Regions from separate parts of the Homo sapiens genome. Here region 2 is linked to region 1. A link is a loop called in an ENCODE intact Hi-C map of the cell type or tissue named here. Cell type or tissue: heart left ventricle. All regions are shown on one strand. Links, peaks and the distances in the headings refer to the core of each region. The heading gives the core; the rest is flanking DNA.

Region 1 (16,914 bases), core at 6,346-8,845:
CCAGGGAAAAATTAGTAAATAGCACAAGTTTCATCTTCATTTTTTGAATTTTAATAGTTTGAAGAATTAAAATATTTAATACTTAGGGTGCTAAATGTGAGGTTAAGAGACTAAGTAGCAGAATAAGGTTTAGTTTTGGCTGAAATATTTTTTGATGATATTTGCAGACCCATCATTGTGTGTCAAACTGTCATCGGGGTGGTATGCCCATCAAAACAAGGATCTGTTAAGTGGATAAAGTGAGCACATCCTTAAAAGGAGTAGAAGAGCTAATGAACTTACAGTTTCTTCTAATTTAGAGATATTTGTGTTTTTCTTTGTGGAATTGTATGAAGTTGATTTGGAGACAGTTACAAATTTACATACCTAAAACCAGGTACCATTTTGAAAGAAAATTAAGATAAAAATGAGATGTCAAATAGCCAAAAATCAACAGAACAGACAAATGTAGGATAATCAAAGAAGAAAAAATTAAGAGAAAAGTCTATACTGAAAGCTTATTATAAAAATCAATCTTTTGGGATGTGCTTCTCTATAGCATGGGAAGTACTTGATGCTTTTAATTTGGGATTCCAGAAATGGTGTGGTTTCCATGTTTTTATGGATTTATTTCACCTCAAATTTTTGTTCACTGCAGGCTCCTTTCCTCCTGCCTATTTTGATTACCCAATTTTCCCGGAGGGGTTGTTGAAAATGAGAGGAAAACAGGCCTAGCAATGATCTTGGATCAAGTCCAGAAAATGTTCTTAGTCCTTGGAATACATTACATGGAGGATGCCACTCCAAGCCTTGTAAATGCAGCTTGGGAAAATAAATACGCTTAGAGTATTCACTCTGAACACGAAAGCACAGTGTGGTTAACAACAGGAGAATTGCAGAGTATGCCGAAACATAGAAAACATAAACATTTCAGTTTAGATTTATTATCTTCACCCATGAACTGGGGCACTGTAGAATAGAACAGTTTGCATACCTACATAACACAGCTGAGAGACCTTGGGCTCCAAAAACCAACAAAACATCGTGTCCGAGAAGTCTCTGAGGATCTAAGTGCAAATTGAGCAGTGCAAAAGTAGCAGGGCTAGTGGTGTCTTTTGAGAGTGACATTCTGTAGCAATTAAGATTCCATACCTACTATTGTTTACTTAATTCACAACCCCAGAATACAAAAGAAAAGTGACATTCAGAATCTGAAATGGGATGATCACAGTAAATATGTTTGAGTCCTTCGTTGTTTGCTGGAGAACAATGAGGATGATAGACACTTTCATAAAGGCAGGGCTCATGATAACTAAACCTACATAGGAGAGTTAGAAGGATGAAAGATTTCTTTCTGCATAACCACAAGGTAAAGTATTTTATCAAGTCCATTGTAACTGCTCCATAATGTGAAGCAAATTTTAAATGCTGCTACTTAAGTTTCAGGGCTAAAATGAAGTTTAATAGGTAAGTTAGACTTCTCTATTATTCAAAGTTTAAATGTGGAAATTCCAAAGTGAAGGTTTTACTCTACTGCTGATAAGTTTGCAATTTTTTTTTTTTTATTTCAAGAAGATAACCAGCTATCACAAAGACACATACAGGACAGTTGAAGGGTTTCAGTGTTTTAGAATGATTCTGAAGTTCTAAGATATTTGTCTTATGTATTATAGAATAGTAGTCTGCCACTTTTCATTATCTGAATTCTAATATTTTCTAGAATATACTCATGTAAACATGATATAAACAAAGTGATTTAAATAATTCATAACATTTCCAGAAAAACATTTCTGGAAGTTTTATATATATTTTATATATATACATAAATGATATAAATAATGTACAAAACACACATATTTGTATTTGTTTTTTACAAAGTATTGTATAATGCTTTGTTAAAACCAAAAATGCATTTAGTGTAAGATGTTCCCACTGTTAATTCTATAGATGCTTAGAAATCTTAAGAATATGTGTCAAGTTATTGCAAGGTATTCATTTGAGAAGTAGCACTCCAAACTAAACCTGTTGGTCTCTTGGAAGAGCTTCAGAAAACTGAAGCTTGTCCGAGAGCAAAACCTTCCCTTAAGGTTTTTGAGAACCAACCTGGAAAATGATGTTATGATTTCACTATAGGATTTGATAGATTGTTTTATATTCCTTTGAAATTATTAGCAGAAGCTGCTGTGCCACTCAAGTGCAGGGTTTGTGCCAAATAATTCTGTGAAGTCTCAGGGCAGAATGATCACTTCTCCATTTAAAAAAAAAAAAAAACAGAACAAGAATGGTATCACAGATGTATTATTTCCTGTGTTTCTTTTAAATTATTTTTGTATGCTTCTTAGAAACTTCACCCCACAAGCTTTAAAAAAATGTAATCAGGCATGCTTCTGTGTTCCTGGAAAACGTTTGTGTGTGTATACACATGCATATCTGCATATGTATTTCAGTCTTTTAGGAAGCTAATGCCCAAGTGTTCTGTATCTTTAAACTTGAGGTAACAGATGATCAGCTGGTGCAGATGTCAATATAATTTTTTAAAAGATAGATTTGCCAGCGTGGTTTAGTGTGTTTATTTATTAAATGGAACAAAAAATCATTTTATGTCATCCTTCATCTGATTTCTTTATATTTTTCTGTTTTAAGATATTCATCATGCTGATCAATTTTTTATGGTTTAAACAAAATAAGAAAAACCTAATATTTTAGCATTTTAAAACACATCATTATGGCCAAGCCTAGAGCCAATGCAAAGTTAAATTATTTCTCTGAACCTTCTCAAAATTATTTATTTTATTTTAAAGACTCCACTTTAGGGACCACCTTTTTAATCCAGGGCTATTATAATATTTCTCAGAACTAAAATTTGTGGTACCCTTAATGACAATGAATTTTTTCTTTCTGCCCGGTAAAAATTCAAAATTCATTAATTGCTATTTTTTTCTCAACGTTTAAAAAACTAGGTGCTCATCAACTAAATGCTTGTTTTGGCTATGAATTATTGATTTTTTTCCTGCTATTTCATCACACCATGCTTTGAGACCTAGTTATTCTTTTGCCTAAATGTTTCTGTTTTTTCCTCGAATAATTTCCTATCTACTCTATGAACACAGTTTACCTAACTATGCTGATCATGGCATTTCCTTATGTTTCTTACCATCATTTAAATGTTGACTAATTTTTTTTCCTACTTAGAGAATTGTTTTTGCAAGCTGTTCAAGTAAGAATTAGGTCTGCCAACATTTTTAGATGGCCTGTAAAATTTACATAATGATTTGGCCATGCCCACATGAGAACTACCTACATATACAGAAGTGCTCTCTTTAATCTGTTACAAGCATGACTTCTATTAAACCTATAGGTAAGATTATTTTCTACTTTTAATGCAGTATGTTTGTTTTTATCCTGACTTTTGATTCATTAGGCCATGTGGTTTAAGTCTAAACTAAGTTACTCTGATATTCGGAATTTCACCTTTAATAATTTTCTGGAAATTTTCTTTTAAAGGTGATATTAGAAATCTCCATTTCAGTCTCAGCATTTCACTAGCATTACATGATGCTCTTGTCTTTTGCAATTTAATATTCAAATTACATAGATATTTTTTATTACTGCATGTGAAGTCCTTCCTCAACTTATAAAGCAGTTAGAACATACTAATACTTTAATACTTCTATAAGTGACGAGCTGGCAACTGAAAAATGTTCATCTATTATACATATATAAGCATAAGTGTGTGTATGCCTAAATGTATGTATGTATACATTTCCATGATTAGTATTCCCTAAAGATTAAAGTGATAAAATAAATGTTGCCTGGTTTTACATTGGTAACTAATGTTATGAGATAGTTCATAGGTCAATAGAATGAAATTTTATGTTTTATTTAATCTAAAATAATTCTGTTGATTGCCACCTACATATGTTCACTGTTCATTTTCTATTGTGTCTAGACATTATTTTGCTCTTAATGTAATATCAGGTTAAAATTATTCAACTTGTGCAAAGATTTTGAGAAAAATATGTAAAATTAGATTTTGATCAAGGATAAATGTATCTTTTTTTTTCTTTGAAGAAAAGAGTATAGGCCCTTCAGTCAGTCAGTTTGGGTTCCAGCCCTTGTTCTGCCAAGTACTAGCTGTGTGAACTCAGCTAGTCATCTAAAGAGCCTAGTAAGGAGAGATGATTATTCAGCAAGGTAATACATGTGAAATACTTAGCTCCACACCTGGCAGGTAGTAAGCTCCTACTATGTGTTGACTATGTTATTGTATGATCATCTTCATTGTTCTTTGCTCTTCAAGTCTTTGTTCACCCATTCAATCTAGAATTACAATGCAAGTTATACTAAAATGCTTCTTTTCATTTGCTGAACTGTTAAAAAAAATCGCTTAGTTTTCTTTTAAATGGTATCTACTACTATAAGATATTCTTGTATCTGCATATAGCCTTACATTTTAAAGTTTAAATCTACTATCTGATCTTCAGCTTAAAGGTAGGTAGACTTTATAGGTTATCCCATTTAACAAGAAAGGACAACAGGAATACAATGATTATTACGTCTTGCCTAGTTCACAAATCCTATTGCTAATAAAGGAATCACACGGGCCATGTGATTCCTCTTCCAGAACTCTTGTTACCCATCTGTCATTTGCTTCTCAAATATGTTGCAATATTTGTTACTCAACTTACTGTACTCTTCCTCTTTTATTTCACAAGTGTTACATTCCATGAATCAGCTTGTCCAAAAGTACTGTTAAAAGGATTTTTTTTAACTATACAAATGCTAAAAGAAAGTTTATTTTTTTTTTAGTATGCTCAAAGTGGATAAAGGCTTTCAAAGCATGATACAATCCTCAAAAGGAAATGACTCAAAGTTTATGGAATAAAAATGTAAACATTTCTGTAAGTTACACATACAAACAGAAAAGTAAAAATTGTCAAATTAAAAAAAAATTGTCAAATGTCCAAAGACTATTTTCCTACTAATTATTAAGAAAGGGACAAAGCAATTTATGGAAAAAAAGGTGAAAAGGATATTGTTACAAATGTTTTAAAATAAAAATGGCTAATATACTTTAGAAAATTATAAAATTACTGGGGGAAGGTTAACACACACTTAACATTTGTTACTTCTGAGGAATACAATTGGGGATTGAGGCCTCTCATTGTACACTTTTCTATAATTTTCAATATTGCTTTCTCTCCATACTTAATACATTTTCTAAAATAAAATTGTGCGTGATAGCCAGTGATGGCCATGCAATTATTTGTTGTTGTTTTTGTTTTTTGAGACAGAGTCTCACTCTATTGCCCAGGCTGGAGTATAGTGGCACAATCTTAGCTCACTGCAAACCTCCGCCTCCCAGGTTCAAGCGATTTTCCTGTCTCAGCCTCCTGAGTAGTTGGGATTACAGGCATGCACCACCACACCTGGCTAATTTTTGTATTTTTAGTAGAGAGGAGGTTTCACCATGTTGGTCAAGCTACTCTCGAACTCCTGACCTCAAGTGATCCGCCCACCTCAGCCTCCCAAAGTGCTGGGATTACAGGTGTGAGCCACCAAGCCCAGCCACAATTATTTGTTAAACAAAAACTATGTCAGGCTCTGTGCTAAATCCTTCATATTATCACTTTTAATCTTGACAGCAATTCTGTGAGGGAGATATTTCTACCATGTTTAAGAGAGGTAAAGTAGTTAGCAATAAGTCATACACTTAGGAAGTGATGAATTCCAAATTCAGACTCGGATTCCATTCATTTTCCTAGCAGATGTTCTTAATCTGAATCAAACCATTACATATCCATGGTATGAAGAAGCAGCATAATAGTCTCTCATTTCCACTCATTCTCACTACTTGTAAAGCATTATGATGGTTATAATAGTCTTGTGTGTGTCTGTTTATTCAACTTATTACCAACTATGAGCTTATTCTGTACTATAGGGGTTCAGTGGTGAATTAAACAGACAAGCATCCCCCTCCTCAAAAACGCAACATTCTAGCAAGTGCAAAGGCAGGTGCAAAGTTCAGTGGTGAATTAAACAGACAAGCATCCCCCTCTGCAAAAACCCAACATTCTAGCAGGTGCAAAGACAGGGCAAAAACAAAAGTCAATTGGCAGAATTTCTTCGATGGTGATAAGTGACCTGTGGAAAATAAAGCAGAGAACGGAGAGGGGAGGAGGCTTGTAGGAAGTGGGGGTGATGAAATGGGGAGTGTTGAGTGCCTAGAAATTTTCAGGCTCCTGTCAAGTATTGTACACTACTCATCTCTTAGCTCTTATTATTACTCTTTTATTTAGTTTTCTCTATTCTTTGATTATGAAAATGAGAGCAATGAATGTTAATTAACTTGATTATGGCAATCATTTTACAGTGTATACACATGTCAAAATGATTCATACCTTGATAAATCTGGAAAAAGAAGAACAAGCAGTTAACTTCCAATTACAAGTCAATATAACTAGGGCCCGGTAGCCTGAGGATTTAAACTTACATCCTTCCAATTTCTAACCCTATGTGATCTCTTGCAAAAAAAAAAAAAAAAGAATTTCCAAAGAATTGTCTAAACTGACTGAAGTAGATTGAAAATTATATCCTGTCATTCTAATAAATTAATCCAGTGTTATAGTGGATTTACATAAAGCAAGGTATATGCTCACATAAAACACATCCCTTCAAAATATGGTGGGTGCATAGTCTTTAAAAAAATGAAAACCCCAACACTCTTTACTTTAAAATGGGTACAGCATTTTGCTATGTTATTGTTTAAGGTCTATATTTTTCTAAAAATCCACAGTTGCAGATTTGACTCAGCTGTGTGCTTTCAGATCTTGTATGCTAAGCTACTCAGGAACTGTTGTCTATGGGATTGAACACTTAACAGCTGTCTCTGGGAATGTAAATTTGATTCTTTGGACTGCTCATGGGACTCTGTGACATTTTCCTCTCCAGTGACAGCAGATTTGAATGGCATTAGGCTACTGATTAAATAATACCCAAGTAAGTTTAATGTCAACTTAGGCATCTATTTTGCATGTATTTTTTCTGAAATAATCTTTCTCTAATTGCGATCATATTTTCATTATACTTTAGTCTTTTAATATCTTTAAAATATGCTCTTTTAAACAGGTCTTATCTGAACCCTTTCGTTGGTAATCTTTTTCTGAATTGTCATATTAGAGTGTGAGTGTGTGAGAATTAAGGTTGAGAAATAAATTAGCTTAAATACAAAACAGCTATCTACAAAATAGATATTCTTAACCAAAATAATATGTCTTTATACTACCATTTTATATCGTGCCACCAAGATAAAAGGTCGCAGTTATTTAAGGGAATTACCTTCTTAAGTTTCATGAAATCACTGTGAGTTATTCTTTTCTAACTGAAAGCATAAATTATAAAGAGATTGCACATGGTCATTTCTACTTTATCCTAATTAAGTGGTCTGAGATTTGAAAAAAAAGTAATAGACTTACAATATTTTTATGACTTATTTTTTAAATAAATATGTCAGTAAAAACTTCCCTGGGGAAAAAAAATTCTTGAGGAGAAAAGAGTGTTTGGGGTTTTTTTTTTCAGTTGTATGGCACTGCTTGCAAATGAAAGGATTCGTTGTGTGCCTCACATGCCCAAAAAGGACAGCACGAGCATTCTAACTTAAGGACTGGTTTAAATATGACCTAATGAACTAAATATATTTCTGTCTGGTATTCTTAGGTTACTTTACTTCTAAGGTTGTTTGAATGCATTTATCCAGCTCTCCTATCAAATACATGCCAGGTTAACCCTGTGAAGGTTTTCCTGTATGATTCTGAGAATTTCTTTATAAGAACAGGGTCTTGATAGTGAAGGTTCTTTCCCCAAAGTGCAAGGCCTTCTATTTTGATTCAATATCAACATAATGCTTTTTTTTTTTTTGAAAGTGACTTAAGTACTAAAGATTATCCTCAATAGTAATTCTACTTAGACATATTTTGGTTGAAGAAATTTAAAGAGTTTATTTTTTGTAGGAGCACTGTGCTGTGATCATGAAATTTTTGCAAAACTAACAGAAAATGATAAACAGTTAAGAACTTCCAGCTAGAACAATAGGCTGTTTCCTTTTTTTAAGTCAGTTTGTCATCCTTGCTGATTGACAGTCTCCAATTGTTTTCAGAATTATTAGTCTCACAGTATTTCAGAATTACGCTGTATAAAAAAGTACATTAAATTTAAACTTAATAAAATAAGTTTCGCAAGCTCAGTCAAGACAGGGAAGTGAGAATATGATTATTCTTCCAAATTTACTATTTCCACCAGCGGTCTCAGTTCAGCATCTGAGAATATGTTAGGGGAAACTCAGCAAGTCAGTTCCTTTTGTTTTTCTGGCCTCTGACTTACTTGGATGGGAAATAGCCAAAAAAAAAAAAAATGCTGAATATCTCAGATATAGGTAATGGGTCTTCACCAGAACATAAAAATAGACCCTTATTAGCCATATCAGTAATGTGCTGTGTGGGGGATTTTTTTTTTCTTTCAATTCCTCTGGCAACAAACCACACACTGGGATCTGACACTGTAGAGTGCTTTCTCTTCTCTTTTTTTGGGGGGGGGAGGGGGTGTGGTTGCATATTTAAACTCTCACGCATTTATGTACTGAGGACTGCAGTGTAGGACTTTCCTGCAGAATACCATTTGATCCTATTAAGAATTGTCCAAATGTTGGAGCATTTGATTGAAAAATCCTTCTTAGCCATTTTAAAGGTAAGTTGTATGATTTTTCTTTAAATAAAAAAGATTAAGGGATTTTTCCCATCACCCAGATGACGGGAGGTGACACTACTGTATAAATACTCCTAAGAAGTTATATAGGAGGACAGGAAAAAAGGTAGTAACTGTTTTCTTAGTCACTAGGCTTTATCTAAAAATCAGGTTTGCATTATTTTCAAGTTATCAACCTTCCTATATTTTATGCTTAAACCATACCCAATGGCATTTCATGTCGTATGTATAAGTTAATATTTAAAGTGATTTATAATCCAATTTGGATTATTATAAAACTTTCATTTTATACTTAGGCTATTTATACATGATGTTTAAATGATGAAGATCATTATACTGCAGACCAATATAATGAGGTTAGATGTTATAAATGACTTACAGCTCTTATGTCAACATGTTGTCTAATATGCAATTATTAACTATTACTTTACAGAGTCATTAGCTTGTTTAATTTTCAATCTGAATTGCACAACTTTTGGTATACCTGACTTGCTCTACATGATCAAATGCAATGTGTATTTTGGATATGTGCTTTTTAAGTTCTTTTCTGTAATGAACAAAGATATTGTCATTGTTACTGGGAATAGCAAAGTATATTACTTTTAAATAATCTGAAATTTAATTAGTGTAAATTAGTAGAATAAAAATAAAGTTAATTTTTTTTCGATTCAGGAAGCTTATTACAAATAGTACTGAATTATTAGATGATGATGCCAAGTTGAAGTAAAGGAGAAATCAATTTGGAGGAATTAAGTAAAAGCCTCAAATTAATTATACATTAACTAAAATTATAAATAACTGTAAATGGCATAAATTCTCTAGAGTACATCCCAGTTTCTGAAATCATCAAGTAGCATATTGAAACCTGTTTTGTAAAGATTTGCATGTACTTTTTAGTCTTTTTCTGTGTGGTTTGAAGTCAGTAATGTGTGTTGAAGCTAAAAAATATTGCTTTAAATATTGGTTCACAAGGAAGCCAAAATGAAATATTTAAAAATGTTTGTTATATAGAAAGTCCAGTGGTCCTTTGGAATTTACAAGAAAATAAGAACTAAAGTAGAAATCATTTAATTTCCCAGACTCATTAGTGAACCAGAACAATAAACCAAACAGAGAACCATCAGATAATGGGTTAGCCTGGGAAGAATATTAATTACAACTGGAGGTACTTGCACAGAGTGTACTGAATTTGGAATTTACCTTGGAAGTTATAGTTGCCACCCTATTTTTTTAAGGAATTTTTTTAACCTTGTTTACTTTAACACATTTGAACCCTGCATGTGTGTGTATTTCCTGTGTGTTTCCTGAAAAGGAAAGTTTAAGATAATTCTGTAACTATCAGATACTTAATTCTGTAAGTATCCTTGCATCTAATCAGAAGATGTTTTTGTTCACTGGCCCAAGATGTGTCTGAAACTTGCAAGTAGCATTGTTCTAAACTAGTAGCTGTCTTTCCATTTGCATATTTTAATTCCATACATATATGATCACATTTCATTATAATCTAACTATTTTGCAAATACTCATTTCTACTTTTGTAAAATATACACATTTATTAGATTTTTAAAACACTTGGCCAATATGAAATAACACTTTACTGTTATGGTTTGAAATGATACTTCATAGTAATATTTCAAAATAACAATAACATTTTCTACAATATAAATATATATTATTTTACTTCATTTAATACTTGCAACCTTATTTGATGTAAGTAAACTCATTTTAGAGAAAACTGTATCACAGACAAACTTCAATACTAACACCCAGAACTGAATCTACATTTCTTGGCTTCAAGGTCCAGCATTTTTGGCATTACAAACTTTATAGTGTCTGTTTATAGTAGAATTTGGGGTGTGGAAAAAAGACATTAGCATTCTTGTCTAAGGTTCAAAAATTAAGAATGGGTCTAGATAATACTCTTTAAGTCAGTATGAACTTAAGGGAATAATTTCAAACCTACAGTAATCCCTGGTTCATAAGTCTTTAAAAGACGGGACTTGTTTCTAGAAGGATCCCAAGTATAATATATAAAGTCCAATGTATTTATTGCATTAGTTTTTAAAGACTACCATCAAAACAAGTTACAAATTGCAATATTTGAGAAGTATGTAATTATTTTATATTACAGATGTCTATCAAGTTTTTTCCTATTTTACATTTTTACCATCATATATTCTGATAGGATAGAAATGGACATGAGATAATTTCAGTAAGATAAGATTCTGGAGATCTCATAGTCCAGTTATTTGAAAATTACTTGTGGAGCCCATGGGTTCTTTGGAGATGACTCAGAGCCCAAGTGAAGCGTGACTGGGAAAGGGAAGAGGCACAGTTTCTGCTCCTTTCTTTTACCAAATAACTCTTCTTTGAACTATCTTTTATATTGGTATTGTGCATAAAATTTACCTTGAAAGGAGAATTCTATCTCTAAACATGATTTTATAAAGAATGACCTAATGACCTTATGTTGATGAAACATAATCATAGTTAAATGATTGTTTTACACCCATTTCTACTACCTTGAATTTGAATCTACATTTTTACTCATGTATAGGGAACTGTGTCTTTATAAACATACATAGTTATGATAATGTGAAAAAAGTAATTTTAAAAACTAACTTCTATACTCATGCAAACCGTTGAATGAATTCCCCCAAGTCCTCCAAAAACTAGATTTTATGGACAGATGCTGTATTTTTTAGGTAAGGAAAACTCTCTGTATCAAGAGAATGGAAAACAAGAGTGTGGTCTGGTTTTCTATCCTAAGAAAAAGTGGGAGGAAGGCTTATAGATAGAAAAAAAAGAAATTTTAGCAATCTACTGATCAGTAAGAAAATGTCATTTAGGTCTGGCAAGTGTCTATGGTACAAGTACCCTGGAAATCTAAAACTTTTCAAATTTCATAGTTTACATCCCAGCAGATGTTACTTCAGGGCCATGCCTTTTCTGGGTGGAGTTTCCAAGGGAACACAGCTTTATAAACACAAGGGATTAATTATAGATGCTCTGGGGACTTGCTCTAATGTTCTAAACTGTTTACTGAAGAGGCTTCTTATATCTCAGTCTAATGCAGGCTTTGCAAAAAGCTTAGTCTCTGTTTCTACTGGGTTCCCAATATAGTGGGAGGGTATTTTGCTTAAAAGTTCATTACAGAAACACTGTTGACCTGATAACCAAAAAAAAAAAAAAGTTATATTTTTCCTCCCTCTTTCAAAGATGACCCAACGGAATAGGGTCCACTCATGAATTCTACAAAAGGAATAGGATTTATAATCTATAAACTGGACAGAAGGCAACTGAGCTGCCTATAGAATCAAGAAAGGCATGTAATTAGTTGCCTATTAAAACACGTCTTCTTATTTTCCCTTTCTTCTTTATACAAGTCTCAATTAGTTTTCTGTATCTTGGCTTTCTAAATTTAAGTATTTTAAGCAGGAAGTAAATTATTACCGATACAGTATCAATATCTTGTCTGTTTCTTATAAAGGACAAGTAACAATTAGTAAAGAATAAAATTTAATCTACAATTAGCAAATGAAATTAATTACCTATTTTCATATATAAGGAGTTGTGTTATTAAGAAAACTGAGTAAGCATAACCCAAATTTTTTTATGCTTTAGACAGCTAAATTTGGTGGAATGGTGGAGACAAACTACATTCTTTCTCTGAAGATAAATATAGGTGGAAAAGCTGTGTGACTACATGTGCTATTTAACATGAACTTTTCTCTTTTGTATTTGGTGCACGTCTTACGTAGTATGGGTGGTTCTCCTTTGCCTCAGGTGAATAAAACTAATTATAATTTTGTCATATGCAGCTTAAGGATAGAGTATGATTATAATAACAATACTTCATTACTCATGGTGTCAAGGCACCGAGTGATAATAAATGAACCCAACTAGTGTCACGTATTTTGCCTATTCTTAGGAAAAAGGTAGAAACTTAAAGTAATAAGAGGCAATCAATCAGTTGAAAATTTGAACAAATAGACAAGTTCAGTTTGTCTAGCTCTTTTTTCAAAATATCAGCACATGGATTGAAGTTTTGTTAGATTAATACTTGTAATTTTGCTTGTATATCATCCTGACCAATGTTAGATTGAGAACTGTCTAACCATAGAATTCAACAGAATAAATTACTTGATACTTCTGTTTTCTAATGTATGTGACTCTACAGCAGTGGGATGTGTACACTATCTCACTTCAGTTTTAAGTTCAAAGCAGACAGAGCTAGGCAGTACCCAGGCCTGTCCATTGCTCAACATATCTAGGCTCAGAGTCCATAGAAGTTATACTAATCAGTTTTCAGGTCTAGAGAGGGAGCCATTGGAGCGCATGCACTACTCCCTGGTTTCTTCAGTGGTTACTGTTGGAACTCTTTACCCCTTGCAGAAACTCTTCTCTGTAGTGCATGGAGCTACTTGATTGAATAAAGAAGAATGATTTGGGAAAAGGCCAGATAGATTCACAACTAGGTTGTGGCATAGAATCTGGAGAAGGGCTAATATATGCACATATACCTATTCTAACAGCAATAGAGTTATAATTTTAAATCATTTTGTATCACATTTGTCAGAGTTGCAAATGACATTAATATTGAATGAGTAATTTTTAGTGAAGTTTATGTGGAACATAAAATAACTTTTCCAGAGAGATAACTTAATCCTTGAGTTATACATGTTTTAAATAGATTTTCATACTATATTAACAAAACTGGAATGTGACACTGGGGGTTTCCTGCTGCATTTTTTATGTGGGCTCATAAAGCTGTGGGTTTCTACAGAGGTTCTCCTAGAGCTTCCTAACAGTGAGGATAAAGAGTGTCAGGCAGGAACAGGAAGACAAAGTTAAGAAACAGAGTCTCTGGGTTTCTTAACTGCTGTGGAATCAGTCATTTTACCTAATGCACTTCCACGTAAGAATTGAAAAACCAGTTCAGCCGCTTAAATTAAAAAATGCTGATCTCATTTTATCATCTCATTTTACGCATGAGGAAATTGAGGTGTAGAGAGATTATGTGGCTTGTCTGCTTTCATTTAGCAAGACAGTGACAAATCAGTCTTTGGTTTAATCTTGTCCCTTCATCTCAATTGAACCAGCTGGGATCGCTATATTTTAATTGCTTCGTTAAGTATAACTTGCAGAAAATATTTGGGGATGGTCTATGAAATGGGCATTCAATAAAATATTATGTACCTAATAAACTACCCTAAATCTCATTATCAGTTCACAACATACAGAACACCAGCATGACATTCTCTAGTTGGCGATTACTGTGGTTGCTTAAAAGATGGTTTCAAGAAAAGTTTCAAGTGCTTTACAATTATGCATTGCAAAGGAAATTCTATTTGACAATATCCAGTCCTGATTACCAGCATTAAATTACTCATTCCATTGCATTAGGACAGCCATGGACAAAGCCATATGAGGTAGCATGGTATACGATTTCCAAGGGCAGGGAAAGCTATTGTTACCACTCCACCCTGAACAATTAATAAAAAGCCAGCCCTACTTGCTCAGTGAGACAGAAAATTCCACAGGAAAAACAAATCACTTGTTTAGACTTATGTGCATTCCCTTTACATTGGAGAAAAATGACACTAAAGAACTAGTCAGTCTTCTTAATCACCAAGACCTTGATGTAAATGAAGTTTATTGCATCCTATGGTTTATACTGGAAAGTATCCTATGTATAAGGGAATAGGCAAAGGGGAATCCCAAAGGTTAAGGGAACATATGTAAATAATAAAATTGCCAAGAAAAATATTTGTAACATTTATTCCTACATTTTGGGGGAAAATATCATTTTCTTATTCTTTTCTTAGCTCTACAGGTAATATTTTTGAAAAACTATATGATTACTAAAGTGGAAGTAAATACTAATAAAATCATAAGAGTGGTACCTCTGTTGCAAGACAGCTGTGGAGGGAAAACCTGAAATTATAACAAACCACAATTATTAATACACTTACAACATTAACAACAATATTCTATGTGCCCTTTTTTGACTGTAGCCTTCATTCCGTTGGCACATATGTTTTCTTTGGCCATGAGCATTTCAAAGTAGAGAATAATTGTTTATAAACTATAAAGCGCATTCTGACTATAAATGACACGCCAACCCCATTATTGACAAAATGTCATTGCAACAACAAAGAAGTTCAAATAAATGTGTTTTCAAATACTAGTTAGAATTAACTCTGATTATTACAGTAGGATCCACTCATTTCACAAACTGTATTCTTTCTTCCAATCTTTTTTTTTTTTTTTGAGATGGAGTTTCACTCTTGTTGCCCAGGCTGGAGTGCAATGGCATGATCTCGGCTCACCGCAACCTCCGCCTCCTGGGTTCAAGCGATTCTCCTGCCTCAGCCTCCGGAGTAGCTGGGATTACAAGCATGTGCCACCAAGCCCGGCTAACTTTGTATGTTTAGTAGAGATGGGGTTTCTCTGTGTTGGTCGGGCTGGTCTCAAACTCCCAACCTCAGGTGATCCACCCGCCTCAGCCTTCCAAAGTGCTAGGATGACAGGTGTGAGCCACCACGCCCGGCTCTCCCAATCTTTATATAATAATCACATACTATGGCTGGGCATGGTGGCTCACGCCTGTCATCCCAGCACTTTGGGAGGCTGAGGTGGGTGGATCACGAGGTCAGGAGTTCGAGACCAGCCTGACCAACATGGTGAAACCCCATCTCTACTGAAAATACAAAAATTAACCAGGCATGGTGGCGTGCACCTGTAATCCCAGCTACACAGGAGGCTGAGTCAGGAGAATTGCTTGAACCCAGGAGGCAGAGGTTGCAGTGAGCCGAGATCGTGCCACTGCACTCCAGCCTGGGTGACAGAGAAAGACTCCGTCTCAAAAAATAATAATAATCACATACTTTATGAAGACACCAAACATTAGATTGACAAATATATACTAACACAAACTACCTAATTTTAACAGAATTAGCATGAATCAACTGCAAATGACAAACTATATTGTAGTTGAATGTGTAGGGAAAAAATTCTTCAGTAAGAGAGCAATGCCATGGTTGAAACAAGACATCCTCTACATTTTATATTTGCTTCAAATTCTTTATACCTGTAGTCTATCCAAAGTCATCAATAAAACTGAAAGTAAGATACTCTTATTTTAAAAATTCCATGTTTTAAACAGTTTTTAGGACAAGCCATTCAGGCCTGAACTCAGTATTCATGAAAATTAGACTTTCTTTTAACAGTTATTTTAAGTATGGTGATATTAGAGAGTGTCCCAGTATAAAATTTCTGAGAATTTTTTTCTATTTACCCATGCTTTTCTTATTTTCACAGATAGCTTTCCAATGATTAGACGAATTGATTCTTTCTGTGACTCATCAGTTCATTTCCTGTAAAATTCATGTCTTGCTGTTGATTTGTGAATAAGGTATCGTAAATAAAACATCTGTTACCATACTTGCTTATCATTTAATGGAAAACACATCAGTCAACCCACATTCTGTTCGCAGGAGAGCTCCAGAAGGGGTGTGGAAGGTTGTGTTGGGTGGAGAAACCAGATAGTGAGGATGCAACTAAGTTGCTGAGACAAGGGAAGAGAGATGAGGGTGAGAGTTCTCCTTAGATAAGATTTCAATATGTTAATCATGTGTAGAAAGAAAATTAAAAAGGAGGAATATGAAGAAATTCAGATATGACATTATTAGTTCTGCCACTGGTAGGCATTAGAAGCAAGAAAAGGGAGACGGACCGAGGAAGCCACTTTGGTGAAACAAAAAGAAAAGCATTTGTTTATTTAGAACGGGCAAAATGATACGTTTCAGTGGGTGTTTTCTTTGTACTTTGATCTTTTTGTACTGATATTTAAGCTTCTGTTTTATGATCTCTTTCTAATGATAGAACCAGAGCTTGTAGAAACCACTTTAATCATATCCAGGAGTTTGCAAGAAACAGGTGCTTAACACTAATTCACCTCCTGAACAAGAAAAATGGGCTGTGACCGGAACTGTGGGCTCATCGCTGGGGCTGTCATTGGTGCTGTCCTGGCTGTGTTTGGAGGTATTCTAATGCCAGTTGGAGACCTGCTTATCCAGAAGACAATTAAAAAGGTACAAGTAGTCCAAAGAATATGCCTTCTCATTTTGATTGATTCTAACTTCTCTTTTTTTGCTTTGTATTTACCTGCTT
Region 2 (16,914 bases), core at 8,198-10,697, 90 kb before region 1:
ATTGAGAAGTGGCCTTCCTACCACTCATTTTCTTCTGAAACTAATTGATCTTATTTATTGTTACACTCTTCTCATCATCTTCCTTCACTATGACACTCCTTAAGTGTCCTTGGAGAAAAATACATCTATGGTTTTGCTTGCATTAACAGTTTTCCAAGTAACTCACAAGTGAAGAATATCATAAGTTAACTGGACATGTTCAGACACATACCTTGGGGAAGACACACACACACACACACACACACACACACACACACACAGTCATTCATGCAGGCTGCAATATCGAAAGCTTGCTTGACTTGGCTACTCAATTTAATCAGCAGCAGTTTGCCTTATTACTTATTGCATTATCCACCTCTTGCCTAACTTCCAGTCTCTTTTCAGGTCACCATCCCAGAGCTTCTTGTAGAGTTGGCTGAGACCTTGTTAGAATTCTCCATACGTATCCTGTTGTGACACTAACAGGAAGTTCTAACACCACACTCCCTCTCTAGTCACACTAAGCATCTTAACCTCACAGATATACATTTTTTCTCTGCCCTCTAGGATACTGCACAAACTGTTCCCTATGCCTTGTACTTCCTCACTGCCTTAAACTCCCCCAATTTGGACAGCTCTTTCTAATCTTTCAAGTGGCAACTTTGACGTCTTATCCTCTTAAAACAAAAATTTTAAAACCCTCTCTACTACCCTAGACTAGATCAAATATTCTGTTATGTTTTCCCCTAAAACTCTTGGCTTACCATGCTAATAACATTCATTAATACATATAATTGAGTAATTTCGTTTTTAACTCTTCAAACTTAGGCTCCAAAAGGACTAGAAATGTTATTCACCATTGTAGTGGTGGATCTTGACATAATGCCTGACATATCAGAGACATTCAAAATTTTTTGAAAGAATGAGTGGTTTCTGTATTGAAATGAGTATTCTTTTTGCTCTCTTGAAAAAATAAAATTGTTGCTTTGAATGTGGTTAAACATAGTTCTAAGATATGAACATTAATTTTTTGGAATGTTTTTCTCTTGAAATTATTGATTTAATAGAATTGTATGGCTCTGCATCTGTCAAAATAGAACCAGTCATACTTGCATTAACAAACAATGCCAAAACTCAGTGACTTGAAATAATGATTTATTTCTTGCTCACTGCTATAGTCTAAATATTTATGTACCCCAAATTGTATATGTTGAAACTTAATCCCCAAAGCAAGAGTATTTGGAGTTGGAGCCTCGGGAGGTATTTAGGTCACGAGGGCGGAGCCTTCATGAATGGCCTTAGTGTCCCTACAAAAGAGCCTCCAAGGTGATTCTTTGCCCCTATTACTAGGTGAAGACACAGCAAGAAGGCTTCTTTTGGCCGGGCGCGGTGGCTCACGCCTGTAATCCCAGCACTTTGGGAGGCCGAGGCGGGCGGATCACGAGGTCAGGAGATCGAGACCATCCCGGATAAAACGGTGAAACCCCATCTCTACTAAAAAAAATACAAAAAATTAGCCGGGCGTAGTGGGGGGCGCCTGTAGTCCCAGCTACTTGGGAGGCTGAGGCAGGACAATGGCGTGAACCCGGGAGGCGGAGCTTGCAGTGAGCCGAGATCCCGCCACTGCACTCCAGCCTGGGCGACAGAGCGAGACTCCGTCTCAAAAAAAAAAAAAAAAAAAAGAAGGCTTCTTTTACAAGGAAGTGGCCTTATCAGACACCAAATCCACTCGTGCCTTGATCTTGGGGTCACCAGCTTCCAGAACTGTGAGGATTAAATATTTGTTGTTTATAAATCTACCAGTTTTTGGTGTTTTTTATAACAACCAGAATGGATTAAGACACATTATATGTGAATACAATTACACGGAGAGTATTCATAGAATAGGACAGAATGCTGATGATAGAGTTTTGGGGGAATATTTAAAAAGTAAATAAAAATTATCTGTATTTAAGTGTAATTACATGATAATCATTTATATCAGTTTCTCGTCCACAGAAATGCATTTATATATACCGTTACATGAACAAAAGTAAATAATTGGGTGTTTCAGAATATTTAGATATCCAAGCTATTGCCATTAATGAAATTCTTCTATAAAACTAAGTAATTTATCTTTTGCATTATTTAACTATTTTCTCAAAAGAAGTGATTATTTATTTAAATTTCCAGTGATCCTCTAGAATAAACCCGTATAAAAGGATATAGTCTTTTTATGTATATGCATTAGTGAAAATGGAAATCTTTCTCACAGGAGGCTTTGATGACAGTTTGTAAATTGCTTGCAAGTTACTACATTTATTTCAGGTTTCATGTTTTAGATTAGTCCTAGTAAAATTCTAAGACCTTATTTATTTTTTTGAAATATCTCGTTATTACCAGTTTTTTCCAGATATTTGTGGAATTTTTGTCTTCCTAACTGATGTGCTAGTATTCTCTAGATTATTTCTCACAAATACAGATAAAGTCTTACTTTGAGAACTTTATTGTTAATGCTTTTAACTACTGAGAATGCAGATTATGGCATTGTGTTAAATGACAATATAAATTATCTCCGACTATTGCTCAACTTCTTTCTAGTTTAGCCATTGACTTTCTTCTTCTGTAAGCAATATTCTCAAGGCAGGACCAATTCTGCTAATGAGTAGAATAGGCAGATTGATGCATATCTGATAGAATTTAAGTGATTTCAAATTTCTCCTCAGACTCGTCCCAGTGTCTCACATTCCTACATTAGCTATACTTTTAAAAATTAACTATTTTGGTACTTTTATAAAGTTAACTCATTAAATAAATTTGTTTATTTGGTTTCGCTATGTTATTGGTTTCTCTGTGTTGTTCCCCTGTTTTTACTATTCATTTCTCAGAATTTTAAAGAACAGTGTCACATTGTTGAGCTATTTTAAAACTGTAAATAGAAAGGAAAGGAAGAGAGAGACTTCAGTCCCAGGCCAAAAACTATTAGCACAGCTGAAATCAATCACTGTCTTTCTTGTTCCATAGGAATTACTACTCAAGGGACCTTCAGAAAGGGTCAAGGAAAGCTATTTTTCTTCCCACGACTTGGAAATACATCTTCTTTCCTATGATGAAAGGGATGTGGTGTGTGTGTATATATATGTATTTTTTTTTTCAGAATTCTATCGTATCTATTTTATTTTATATATATATATATATATATGTATCCCTCATTCTTACTCCTCATTTCATTCACTTATTTTAGCATCTTCCAATAATTCATCTTTCTAATTGATAAAAAGTAAAAGATGGTAGAAGTCACTCTATTCCATTAAAATTATTGCCACACTGCTTGAGCAAGATTATATGTCTCCAGAATTGAACTGAGGACTTCCTGAGTAGAGTGATTCTATTTTTTAAAAAGCTTTCATAGTACCTGGCACATCAAGGCCTTCAATAAGTCTTATTAGAGTAACGAATGGACATATGAATTGATGAGAATACTTTAAAACATTACATAATTGTTAAAGAGATTTCTGAAAGTCATAGAAAATCTATTCTTTTGAGTGGTTTTAAAGATTTAAAATTGATTTCCCAATAAATGGATGGTTCAAAATACTCAGATAAATTCACAGGACTGTTGTGAGTAATCAAAAAGGTAACAATTAATAAAAATGAACAATAAGCAACAGAAATAAATAATTTTTAAGTAATAAATGTTTTAATATAGGTTAACAAAGTATTTCTCTGTGAAAGACACTAGATGCTCAATAAATGAACTACACTTTAAAAAAATGTTTTCCAAGATCTTCTCAACAAACAAGCCATGATATACCAACTATAAAGGACAGATAATCTGCTGACCAATTCCATCAAGCAAATCACATCCACATCAGTCAAAGTAGGCCATAATGGGGGCACCAAAAATCTCACGTGGGGAGATTAATCACACTTTATGGGAGGCTTTTGTGTATAAAGGTTAATTTGAGGTCGTCTTTTCTGAAGGGACATCACAGTAGCTTCACAGTTATATGACTAATGAGTTTTGCTTTTATTCCTCTGTCCAGTTACTTCTTTAACATGACTATATCTAGTCTTAACTGTCCTCAATTCATCAACTCTGGGGCCCTTAAACACGGTTGAAATTATCTTTGTAAACAAATGCAAAAAATATTTATGAACATGTTCTTTCGCCTTTCTTCAAAGGCATTAAAAACCCTTACGGTGCAGACTAGTACTAGATCTCTAAGACAAAAACGCAAAGGAATCACGTGAAAGATAATATTTAATTAAAATTTCAGTTTTGTTTAGGACACCAAAGGATTCCAAAACCTTAAGCTAATTCACCCTCAATCAGTGATTTAGTCATTCTTATATAAATAGTTGTAGACAGATGAGAATAAAAATGATTCTATTTTTGCTAAATTTGCTTGAAATTTTTGCAGAGAAATCCCAAGTTGTTCATTTATGTCCTTTTGAATACTCCTTACCATAAATTTTCTTGCATTTTATTTTCTTATTAGGCAATGGGCATGCAGAGCACAATACTTGGGCATTATTGGACTGATAAGAATCTGTAAAACATTTTCTTTCCTTGATGAAATCTGCAATTTGCCTATAGCCTGATTTCCTTAAGGCTTTTGCCTATTGACTCATCTTTGACAACCAGCCAAAAGGAATTTCAAGACAAACACAAAGTGAAGAGTCACAGTCAGCTTTTTCTACACTCTTGGGAAAGCCTTTCTCGGTACAAAGTTATTCTTGATTTCATTTAGCTAAAAATCCCAGCTAAAATCCATAGAAAAATGTATGGAATGGGAAATTTGGGGGTTTGGGGTTATAAATTTTTTGAAACCCATTACATCTTCCTAAGGCTGTAATTTCTGTTAGAACCTATCCTTTCTGTACTTCCTTCTCCCTCCCACTGGATTCCAAGAGTCTTCTTTCTTTCCTACTTCTCAAAAAACAAACTATGGAAGTCAGGCCACTTACCTGGAAGATCCTTCTGAACAGAAAACATGTTTAATTTTAATTTTAACTTTTTTTTTTTTGATACTGGGTCTTGCTCTGTCACCTAGGCTGGAGTGCAGTGGCACACTCACAGCTCACTGCAGCCTTGATCTCCTGGGCTCAAGTGATCTTCCCACCTCAGCCTCCCTAGTAGCTGGGACTACAGGGTTACACCACCACAACCAGCTAATTTTTATATTTTTTGTAGAGACAGGATTACCCAGCCATGTTGCCCAGGATGGTCACGAACTCCTGGGCTCAAGTGATCCATCTGCCTCGGCCTCCCAAAGTGCTGGAACTAAAACAATGAGCTGCCATGCCCATCCTGACATGGTCTTAAAAAAGATTTAAAATATTTTTTAAACCTTTATCTCCTCTAGAGTCCCTAAGGAATAGGAGATCCTTAAAACATATTTATTGGCTATCTGACTGCATTCCTAATTAAAGGTCCATATCAGTGAGAAAATAAATGAATACATGAACATATTTATTGCTACAGATAATTTTCTACCTTGCCCTCTCTTATATTATTTCCAGTTATTTTAAGAAAACAGTCACAGTAATTAGCTATTTGCTTATTCTTCACTGTATTTTAAATTAAAAAAAATTCTTAACAGTATTTTAATTTATAACTTAATAATACTTGTTAATTTAAATGCCTTAAATTGACAACTAGGTAAAAAAAAAAGTTACCAAAACACTGGGGATTTTGTCTAGGTCCTGCTGCTCACCACACAGAAAACCAGTCACTGAGACAATGAGTATTGTCAGGGAAGAAGGCTTTAATTGGGTGCTGTGGCTGAGGAGATGGGAGGTCAGTCTCAAATCCATCTCCCTCACTGACTAAAATTAGAGGTTTATATAGCAGGGAAGACATGAAACCATGTGTGGGAAAATGGAAATTAGAGATGGACAAGGCAGAGAAATTGGTCAACAGGCAGCAGGGTGGTGCAGTCATGTTGGGTGAGGAGTCTGGCGTCTCTTTGTCTAGGTGCAGTGATCTGGTAAGTTTCAGCTCCATGGTATAATCTGGGAGGCCTGATAGCTGGTTTCCTGAGAAGGTAACTCAGGTAAGACAAATGTAACTCTCAAGTTGTAAGACTGGGAGGATTAATTTCTATGTTTACTCCAAGAAATTATAAACATCAGTTCTATGGAACAGTTGGTCTAGTTTCAAAACCTAGTGTGCTCTCATAAATATTTGAAACCAACATTGTTTTCTTTTTCTCTCTTTTTTCTCCTTTCCTTTGTGCTTTGGAAATATTATGCTGAAAGAAAACACAATTTATTTAAGTCGAGGAAGTAGTTTTCATAGAGAGTAGAGTACAGTTTCTTATGATTCTTCATCTGCTCCTATAAGGCTTTCAAGAAGGAACATCCAGAAATTGTAAGCCTTAAACAATTGAGCAATGCTTTATTTTGCTTTCTGTCTCATAGAAGGTCTACAGATTCAGTTATAATAAGAAGGAATTAAATCATAGGTAATTGATATGGTTTGGCTCTGTGTCCCCAATCAAATCTCATCTTGTAGCTCTCATAATCCCCACTTGTTGTGGGAGGGACCCAGTGGGAGATGATTGAATCATGGAGGCAGGTCTTTCCTATGCTACTCTTATGATGGTGATTGGGTCCCATGAGATCTGATGGTGGTTTTAAAAACAGGAGTTTCTCTGCACAAGCTCTCTCTTCACCTGTTGCCATCCATGTAAGATGTGACAGTCCTCCTTGCCTTCCACCATGATTGTGAGGCCTCCCCAGCCACATGGAACTGTAAGTTCAATAAACCTCTTTCTTTTGTAAATTGCCCAGTCTCAGGTATGTCTTTATCAGCACCATGAAAATGGACTAATATAGTAAATTGGCACCAGTAGAGTGGGGCATGGCTGAAAAGATATCCAAAAATGTGGAAGCAACTTCAGAACTGGGTAACAGGCAGTGGTTGGAACAGTTTGGAGGGCTCAGGAAAATGTGGGAAAATTTGGAACTTCCTAGAGACTTAGTGAATGGCTTTGACAAAAATGTTAATAGTGATATGAACAATAAGGTCCAGGCTGAGGTGGTCTCAGGTGGAGATGATGAACTTGTTTGGAACTGGAACAAAGGTGACTCTTGTTATGTCTTAGCAAAGAGACTGCTGACATTTTTTGCCTGCCCTAGGGATTTGTGGAACTTTCAACTTGAATGAGATGATTTAGAGAATCTGGTGGAAAAAATTTCTAAGCAGCACAGCATTCAAGAGGTGACTTGGGTGCTCTTAAAGGCATTCAGTTTCAAAAGGGAAACACAGCATAAAAGTTTGGAGAATTTGCTGCCTGACAGTGCAACAGAAAAGAAAATCCCATTTTCTGAGGAGAAATTCAAGCCAGCTGCAAAAATTTGCATAAGTAATGAGGAGCCAAATATTAATCCTTAAGACAATGGGGGAAATGTCTCTGCATTGTGTACAGCCTAGGGACTTGGTGCTCTGCATCCCAGCTGCTCCAGCCATGACTGAAAGGGGCCAATGTGGAGCTCGGGCTATGGCTTCAGAGGGTGCAAGCCTCAAGCCTTGGCAGCTTCCACATGGTGTTGAGCCTGCGAGTGCACAGAAGTCAAGAATTGAGGTTTGGGAACCTCTGCCTAGATTTCAGAAGAACCAAGAAAATACCTAAATGCCCAGGTAGAAGTTTGCTCTAGGGGTGGGGTCCTCATGGAGAATCTCTGCTAAGGCAGTGCAGAAGAGAAAGGTGGAGTGGGAGGCCCCACACAGAGTCCCTACTGGGGCACTGCCTAGTGGAGCTGTGAGAAGAGGGCCACTATCCTACTGACCCTAGAATGGTAGATCCACTGACAGCTTGCACCATGGGCCTGGAAAAGCCACAGACACTCAACATCAGCTTGTGAAGGCAGCTGGGAGGGCGGCTGTACCCTGCAAAGCCACAGAGCCAGAACTGTCCAAGACTTTGAGATCCTACCTCTTGCATTAGCGTGACCTGGATGTGAGACATGGAATCAAAGGAAATCATTTTGGAGCTTTAAGATTTGACTGCTCTGCTGGATTTCATACTTGCATGGGGCCTGTAGCCCTTTGTTTTGGCCAGTTTCTCCCATCTGGAATGGCTGTATTTACTCAATTTCTGTACCCCCATTGTATCTATCTAGGAAGTAACTAAGTTGCTTTTGATTTTACAGGCTCATAGGCGGAAGGGACTTGCCTTGTCTCATATGAAACTTTGGACTGTGGACTTTTGAGTTAACGCTGAAATGAGGTGAGACTTTGGAGGACTGTTGAGAAGGCATGATTGGCTTTGAAACGTGAAGATATGAGATTTGGGAGGGGCCAGAGATGAAATGATATGGTTTGGCTCTGTGTCCCCACCCAAATCTCATCTTGTAGCTCCCATAATTCCCAAGTGTTGTGGGAGGGACCCAGTGAGAGATGATTGAATCATAAGGGTGGGTCTTTCCCATGCTGTTCTTGTAATAGTGATTGGGTCTCATGAAATCTGATGTTTTTAAAAACGGGAGTTTCTCTGAACAGTCTCTCTCTTTGCCTGCCTCCATCCACGTAAGATATGACTTGGTCCTCCTTGCCTTCGGCAATGATTGTGTGGCCTCCCCAGCCACGTAGAACTGTAAGTCCAATAAACCTCTTTCTTTTGTAAATTTCCCAGTCTCAGGTATGTCTTTATCAGCACCGTGAAAATGGACTACTACAGTAAATACACTTGTCAGGGGTACCAATTTTAAAATATGAAACCTGGAGGATATAATGTTAAGTGAAATAAGCAAGGCACAAAAAGACAAATACCACATTATCTCACTCATATGTAGAATCTGAAAAAGTTGATGTCATATAAGCAAAGGGTAGAATGGTGTTACCAAGGGCTGGGGCAGTTGAGGAAAGGGGTCTGGGAAGATGTTGGTCAAAGGATATAAAAGTACAGTTAGATGGGAGGAATAAGTTCAAGAGCTCTATTGTACAATATAGTGATACTATTATGTATTACAATATGATTAGTAATATATAGAACTCTTGAAAAATGCTAAGAGAGTGGATAGGTGTTCTTACTACAAAATATATAACTATGTGAATGAATTCATATGTTAATTAGCTAGATTTAGTCATTTCACAATGTAAATACACCTTGAAACATGTTGTACATGATAAATACATACGATTTTATCTGACAATTTGTAAAAATTGACAAAAGTGATAAAAGAAATAAACAAAATAGAACTATAAGAACTATACTATAAGGAGAATGAACAAAATGGAAATAAAGATATTGTGAAGTAAGGTATTAAAATTAATGGTATAAATATCTGAGAAAAGCCTGGAAGTTTATGAAATATGTGGAAAAATAGAAGCTTGAAATTTTATGCCTAGGAGATATTTAGAGATTATGTAAAAGTACATATAAACATTTTTATGTCATGGATCAAAAATCTGGATATTTTTCTCAAATAAACCATCAAATTTAGGGCCAAGACAAAATTAGAATCCAGGTTTTCCTACTTCAAGTCTAGTGGAAGATCACTTTAAAAAGATCTTTCAGGCCATTAACATAAGCTCTCTGACTACAGAGATTTTGTAGTCACCTTCATTGTGGTATCTCTAGAGTCTAGAACTAGACCTGACCCCTGGATTCGGCACTCAACTAATGTTAGCGAGATACATGAATGGGCAATAAATACATTAATTCATTAAGACCTAATTTTTGAAGGGTTTGTGATAAAGCTCACATGTTAAATAATCAAGGTCCAGGTTATGAAAGCCCTATAATATGTGATGTTATTCTCTTTAAATACTTGTAAAATTTTAGTAACTAGATTGAAATATATGTTAACTATTGATATTTTAATGTTTGAGATATGAAAATGACAGTTTCTTGTTTCAACTTAAAAATCACTGATATAACTTTAACAACAAATAATTCTAAGAATGTGAAGACAATAATAATGCTATATCATTTTAGAAAAATAATCTATAAGCCATACTATTGATGTCTGATAATGGCCAAAGGGTTCTTTTATTTGATTAGGCTGGGTAGTTTAGCATATGAATCATCCTGAGAGCTTGTTAAAATAGAGATTTCTGAATCCCTACCAATTAAGATTCTGGCCTAGAAAATCAAGTCTAATTCCTTGGCCTGGCATTCAGGTCCCTTGTATCAGGTCTTGGCTTTCCTATCCAGCACCATCTCCTCACCAGCCTGCTCTGTCCCCTTCTCTCCCAATCATACATTTTTGCATTCTTAAATCTCTTAATTCTATCTGAAATGCCATACCAGTTTGTCAAATTAATAGACTTATAAGCCCTTTCTTCATAAATTTATTATTTATTTATTATCCATCTCCCCCACTAGCTAGTAAAACCCTCTGTAGCAGTACCATTGCACTGGCATTTACCAAGACCCTGGTACATTTTTCTGGTAAGTAGAATGTGACCAATAATTATTTGTAATATGCATAATTGAATGGCATTTGTCCACTTTGTTTAGTATAAAGCCAAGTAATATAAATATGAAATAGAAATACATATTCTATGCAGAGGAACTGCAGAGAGTATATTTGTTCTACAAGAATGAGGGGTAGTTTTAGGAAAGGTGTTATTGAATTGGTAACAAGTCAGGCTTGAGTTTGTGACTGAAGGCTAGGGATTTTGTCCAGAAGCAATTACTCACTAAGGTTCTTAGTTTTAGCTTTCTCTCATTCTTACTCTCAAATTGGTACATGTCATAAATATTTTTTTCATTAACTTCCCAACTATTAATGTTGGTAACTATCTACCCCTTATCATTGTACAAAAGCTCATTTTTATTTTCTTAAGTGGTAGTTCTGTCTGTTCACTTGTTCCTTTAACACAACTAGTTTACTGTGATGAGTCTTGTTCTCTTTCATAATGAATTCCTATTAGTTATCCATAATTATCCCAGAATCTGTGCTCAGTATAAGAGGGAGTTGTCTTTTGGAAGCATCCCAGAACCTTTGACTTGCAATTTATAACATTTACTTAGTGACACAAAAGAAAACAAACAAAAGGACATTTTTGAATAACCCCAGAAACTTTCCCCATTAATATCTAATTTTAGATTATATCAGTTCCTGCTATTGGAGGTCTTGGAGGCTGCCAGTTCACATAGTGTTTTCAAATTTACAGCACAAGGCAATGAGAACATATGGGACCAAAGTTCTGTTTTTCATATTCTCCATTTTAACCTTTCCCTTTGAAATTTAATCAACATGAAAGGAAATAAACACTTTTTGTCTTCCTTGTACAATGGGAGTGATATCCTCCTCCATTTCCCCAGTGATAGTCAGGTTCCAGATAGCTGCCTTTAATGGCAAAGTTTAAATCACATTGACTCCTATGAGCAATTTGGCAAGTATTTTTACCAAGCACAGGACAACTGCTAGAGCCAAATGGCTAAATACTTCTCTAAGGCTAATCATAGAATTCACAATTCAACTTTGGAGTAAAACAGCTGTGTCAAAGAACTATTTGACATTTCACCTGCAATGTAACCCAGAAGAAAAAATTAATTACACACAGAAGACTGAAATTCGTGGAGCATTGTTTAGATATCAAAAACTGGGATTTGCATTTCAGAATATTTTCTGAACAATTATGAGCATGTTAAATTGGAAAGGGAAGTCAACAGAGAATTGTAAGAAATCCACTAATTTTTCTGAGCTGTTTCTCCTGCTTCCTGGGAGATAAAGGACTTCTGAAAATCTACACGTCTCAAAAAGTTTACTCATTTCTTTGATTTGTTAAAAAAACCAAAAATCATTAAATATCTATTGTTCCATTCCGATTTTGTGTGAAATGGTATTGCCTAGATATTTACTCCCTAGAGTGTTTACACTTAAGGGCTCTACATTTTATTGACATCAAAATTAAAAACAAATGTTTTCATTCTTTAACCTTAGAGGGGAAAAACTATGCTAAATCTAAGAGAAGGAAGTTTTACCTTTCTATGATTCTATTCTTTTAGTGAGTAATGTCTTTTGAGTCTCTGTTTTTTTTTTCAAGGAAGACTTTATCAATTTACATCAATTCCTAGTTCAATAAGTCTTAAGGCAGATATAATTATTGTTTTCCTTAATTATTTGTTGAGATATTTTCATTCTATCCAAATGTTTTGTCAGTCGTCACATTCTCTTTCCAAATAATTTCAGCAATTAGATTATTGCATCATTTAAGAAACTTTTCTTCCCTATATAATGTAAAATACAGAGACATTATTTTAAGTAGCAATTGTTCTTATTTATTGAGACCACTTGTGTATAAGGTACCATGCTAAGAACTTTGGATACGCTATCCTCAACTCAGTGTTTTCTCATGTAAAAAGGGGATAATAGAGGTGTTTACCTCACTATTTTGTTGTGTGAAATAAAGCATTTTGAACAATACTGACCATATAGTGATTTCTATGCATTAAATATTACTTAAAATTATACATCAATATATTACTTAATAGAATTGTCCTATGAGGTAGGTAATTCTTAACATTTAAATATTGAGGAAATTGAAGCTAAGCAGTTTAAGTAATTTGCTCAATTTTACAAAGTAAGTAGAGGAGCCAAAATTAGAATTCATGTCTCTCTAACTCCAAAGCCCAAGTTTGTAATCTGCATCTCCTTTTGCTTCAGTATTCTCCACCCCACATACCTTCTCCCGGCATATGCACAACATGAATGTGAGGAAGACACTACACCTCCACACATGAAGCACTTGTCTGAATTATGCTCCACACATGGGATGTTTCATTCCATTTTGTGTTAGTGGATGCTACTCCTCTTTTCAAGTCTCACTTCTGTTTCAGGTTTGTTGCTTTCTGACTCTCCTGCTCCATTCTCCTTCCCATTGTGTCTTTCATCTGCAAGCTTAGAGGAAGAAGGATACTCTTTTAAAGTAAAGCCATCCAGTCTCTCCTAGTGAAAACCAGAAAGTTTTCCCTCTACAACTTCATAGGCATGGCACAGTGCTTGCTTCATGTAGTCTCAAAACCCCTTCTTAATTTAGTTTGCAATTTTAAGAGAGGTTAGGAATATCTCAAATGGCTCTTAAAAGATTTATATCTTTTTAAGGCTTTCTTAAGCTACTGTGTAAATTTATATCGAAGAAAAGAGACACTAAAACATTTTTAGTGAATCTGGTGCTCAGAATCAAGCAACACATGATCACTATTGAGGAAGAAGGCCTCATTCCTCCACAGGACAGCTGGCAGAAAAGCATTTCATTTCACTGCTTGATGCATCACATAAACTTTATAAAAGTAAAACCAGGGCCGGGAGCAGGTGGCTCAAGCCTGTAATCCCAGCACTTTGGGAGGCCGAGGCGGGCGGATCACGAGGTCAGGAGATCGAGACCATCCTGGCTAACACGGTGAAACCTCGTCTCTACTAAAAATACAAAAAAAAAAAAAAAAAAAAAATTAGCCGGGCGTGGTGGCGGGCGCCTGGGAGGATGAGGCAGGAGAATGGCGTGAACCCGGGAGGCGGAGCTTGCAGTGAGCCGAGATCGCGCCACTGCACTCCAGCCTGGTTGACAGAGCAAGACTCGGTCTCAAAAAAAAAAGAGTAAAACCAGGCAGAAAGGTGTAATTTGTAGGCAAAACCCCACAAATCAGGGAGAGATTTTTTTGTAAAACCTCGTTTGAGTATTAATTTTCATCTTCGATGTTATAGAAATATTTGCTATCTAGGTCAAGAGAACTTTCTGCATCTTTAACGAACAGCTGAACAACTGTAAACATGTAATTACTGGGATAAAAATCAAGAGGAAAAGTCACTCTGCTACTTCCTGCCTTTCAATTAGGAATATAGAAAGACCTTCTGTTTATCTTCCTGTTCTCTTAGAATTAGCCTTCATCCCACTGGCCCAGAGATAACCTTTCCTGATAATAAGTTTTTCCAACAAGAATAATTCAGTAACAATTTCTCCTATAAGGACTGAGTTGCTATGAAATGGGGGCTACTGGTATTGACATTTCTCAAGATACTACTCTAAAATGCTTACTTTCAATAGTTTAATGCTTTAAATATGCTAAATAATCTATCAGGACATATAACTTATAGTTATAATGTATAAGACATCCAGAAATCAATATGGTTCCATAATATAGGAAGAGGTCTGTTTTTTACTGCTGTCACCAACTCTGGGTCACAAATCCCTGAATGATTTCATCATGTCAAGCTGACAGTGTGGCTAACTTGGGACTAATTCAAGGAGTCAATTATTTCTTCAGGGTGACTGAACACTTAGTTTGACATAAGCATTTTGTAGAACTTAGGAATAGTTTTCATGCAAACAAAAGTACAAAAATAAAGTTCTAATTCAACTTCCAAGTATTTCTCCCATGGTAACTTTTATTTATGAGACCAAATGTATTCTTAGATAGCTTAGTAATTCATCTAAACACTACTTTTCCTATGCATCCATGTCTCTTCTGTTCAGTCAATTTCCACAACTCCAATAAAAACCTTTTTATTTTGCTCAATTTACCAAATTTTATGACCTTCAATTCTCTGCATATGACTCAGAGTCCTATGACATGCACGTTTAAACATGTGATCTATGTGGCTTTGGAGTTTGAGGATATATAAATGTTGATTCCACTTGGCTGAAAACTCATATTCAAATCTCAGTAGATACTTTTTGGATAACAAAGTAATCTGCTAGGGAATAATGCTAATTGACAAATTTTTTTCAATTCTCTAGAAAATTATCAGTAATTTGTAAGAATTTTTCATTTTCCTTTCCAATTTTTTCACTTGTTTCTCATGTCGAAACATATTTTCTGATAGTGTTATATTTTTGCTTTTGCTGTTGACTAATTTTTTTGTTTGTTCGTTTGTTTTTGAGACGGAGTCCTGCTCTGTCGCCAGGCTGGAGCGCAGTGGCGCAATCTCGGCTCACTGCAACATTCGTCTCCCAGGTTCAAGTGATTCTCCTGCCTCAGCCTCCCGAGTAGCTGGGACTACAGGTGCCCCCCACCATGCCCGGCTAATTTTTTGTATTTTTAGTAGAGACGGGGTTTCACCATGTTGGCCAGGATGGTCTCGATCTCTTGACCTCATGTTCCACCCACCTCAGCCTCCCAAAGTGCTGGGATTACAGGCATGAGTCACCACACCTGGCCTGTTTACTGATGTTTTTATTTAGCTTCACTAATGCTTTTTTTTTTCTTTTCATTATTTTATTTTATTTCTATTTCAATAGCTTTAGGGGTTTTGTTTACATGGGTTAATTGTATAGTGGTGAAGTTTGAAATTTTAGTGCATCCCTTACCTAAATAGTATACATTGTACCCAATATATCATTTTGTATCCCTCATCCCGCTCCCCCTTTCCCCTCTTCTGAGTCTCCAATGTCCATTATACCACTTTGTATGCCTTTGTGTACTCATAGCTTAGCTCCCACTTATAAGTGAGAACATACAGTATTTAGTTTTCCATTCCTGAGTTACTTCACTTAGAATAATGACCTCCAGTCCCATTCAAGTTGCTGCAAAAGACATTATTTTATTTTTATTTTATGGCTAAATAGTATTCCACAATGTATATAAACCACATTGTCTTTATCCATTCATCAATTGATGGGCACTTAGGTTAGTTCCATATCTTTGCAGTTGTGAATTGTCCTGTGATAACATATGCATGCAGGTGTCTTTTTTATGTAATGAATTCTTTTCCATACCCAGTACTAGGATTGATGGACCAAATGGTAGATGATATGGTTTGGCTCTGTGTCCCCACACAGATCTCATCTCAAATTGTAATCCCCACATGTCAAGGGAGGGACCTGGTGGAGGTGATTGGATCATGGAGGGCGTGTTACTCCTTGCTGTTCTCCTGATAGTGAGTTCTCGCAAGATCTGGTGGTTTAAAAGTGTGGCACCTTCTTTCTCTCTCTCCTGTTGCTGTGTAAGATGTGCCTTGCTTCGCCTTCGCCTTCTGAAATGATTGTAAGTTTCCTGAGGGCTCCCCAGTTATGCAGAACTGTGAGTCCACTAAACCTCTTTCCTTTATAAATTACCCAGTCTCAGGTATTTCTTTACAGCAGTGTGAAAATGGACTAATACAGTAGATCTGTTTTTAGTTCTTTGAGAAATCTCCATACTGTTTTCCATAGAGATTGTACTAATTTACATTCGTAACAGCAGTGTATAAGCATTCCCTTTTGACCACACATAGGCCAATATCTACTGTTTTTTGACTTTTTAATGCGATTCTGGCTGTAGTAAGGTGATATCTCATATTGGTTTTAATGTGCATTTCCCTGATGTTTTGTAATGTCAAGTATTTTTTCATGTTTGTTGACCATTTGAAATTCTTCTTTTGAGAACTGTCTATTCATGTATTTGGCCACTTTTTAATGAGACTTTTTGCTTTTTTTCTTGCTAATTTGTTTGAGTTCCTTGTAAATGCTAGATATTGGTCCGTTGTCAGATGCATAGTTTAGAAATATTGTCTCCCATTGTGTGGGTTGTCTGTTTACTCTGATGATCATTTATTTTGTTGTGCAGAGGCTTTTTAGTTTGAGTAGGTCCCATTTATTTATTTATTTTTGGTTTTGTTGCATTTGCTTTTGAGGTCTCAGGCATAAATTCTTTGCCTAGTCTAATGTCCAGAAGCATTTTTTCTAGGTTTTCTTCTAGAATTTTTATGGTTTCAGGTATTAGATTTAAGTCTTTACTCCATCTTTATTTGATTTCTGTATTTGGTGAGAAATAGGAATCCAGTTTTGTTCTTCTACGTGTGGCTATCCAGTTTTCCCAGTACCTTTTATAGACTAGGATGTCCTTTCTCCCATTTAGGTTTCTGTATGCCTTGTTGAAGATCGGTTAGTTGTAAGTATTTGGCTTTATTTCTGTGTTTTCTATTCTGTTTCATTGATCTATGTCTCCACTTTTACACAAGTACTATGCTGTTTTGGTAATTATAGCCTTGTAGTATCATTTGAAGTCAGGTACTGTG

What was found. Hi-C counts contacts between places; a loop is a spot of excess contacts. Peaks named below come from ENCODE experiments on the same cell type or tissue, not always from the same donor. Only the 100,000 strongest peaks of a DNase experiment are listed, where the experiment ranks them.
Region 2: a loop joins it to region 1, with 3 times the contacts of the local background. A loop is called at or near these places in 5 of 110 quality-filtered maps.

What each region holds. Positions count from the first base shown.
Region 1 is chr7:80,630,026-80,646,939 of GRCh38, forward strand. CD36 (CD36 molecule (CD36 blood group)) reads left to right here and starts at 8,617. Exons shown (of 15, transcript NM_001001548.3): 1 at 8,617-8,721; 2 at 16,063-16,156; 3 at 16,627-16,835. The coding sequence starts at 16,716. In heart left ventricle, for the core only: no CTCF peak of the experiment used is centred there; no DNase peak of the experiment used is centred there; H3K4me3 peaks cover 1,893 bases; H3K27ac peaks cover 2,350 bases.
Region 2 is chr7:80,538,073-80,554,986 of GRCh38, forward strand. LOC124901685 (a long non-coding RNA gene) reads left to right here. Exons shown (of 3, transcript XR_007060402.1): 2 at 8,119-8,195; 3 at 8,468-8,595. Among named protein-coding and RNA genes, the nearest start is that of GNAT3, 34 kb to the left of the region's middle. In heart left ventricle, for the core only: no CTCF peak of the experiment used is centred there; no DNase peak of the experiment used is centred there; H3K27ac peaks cover 679 bases.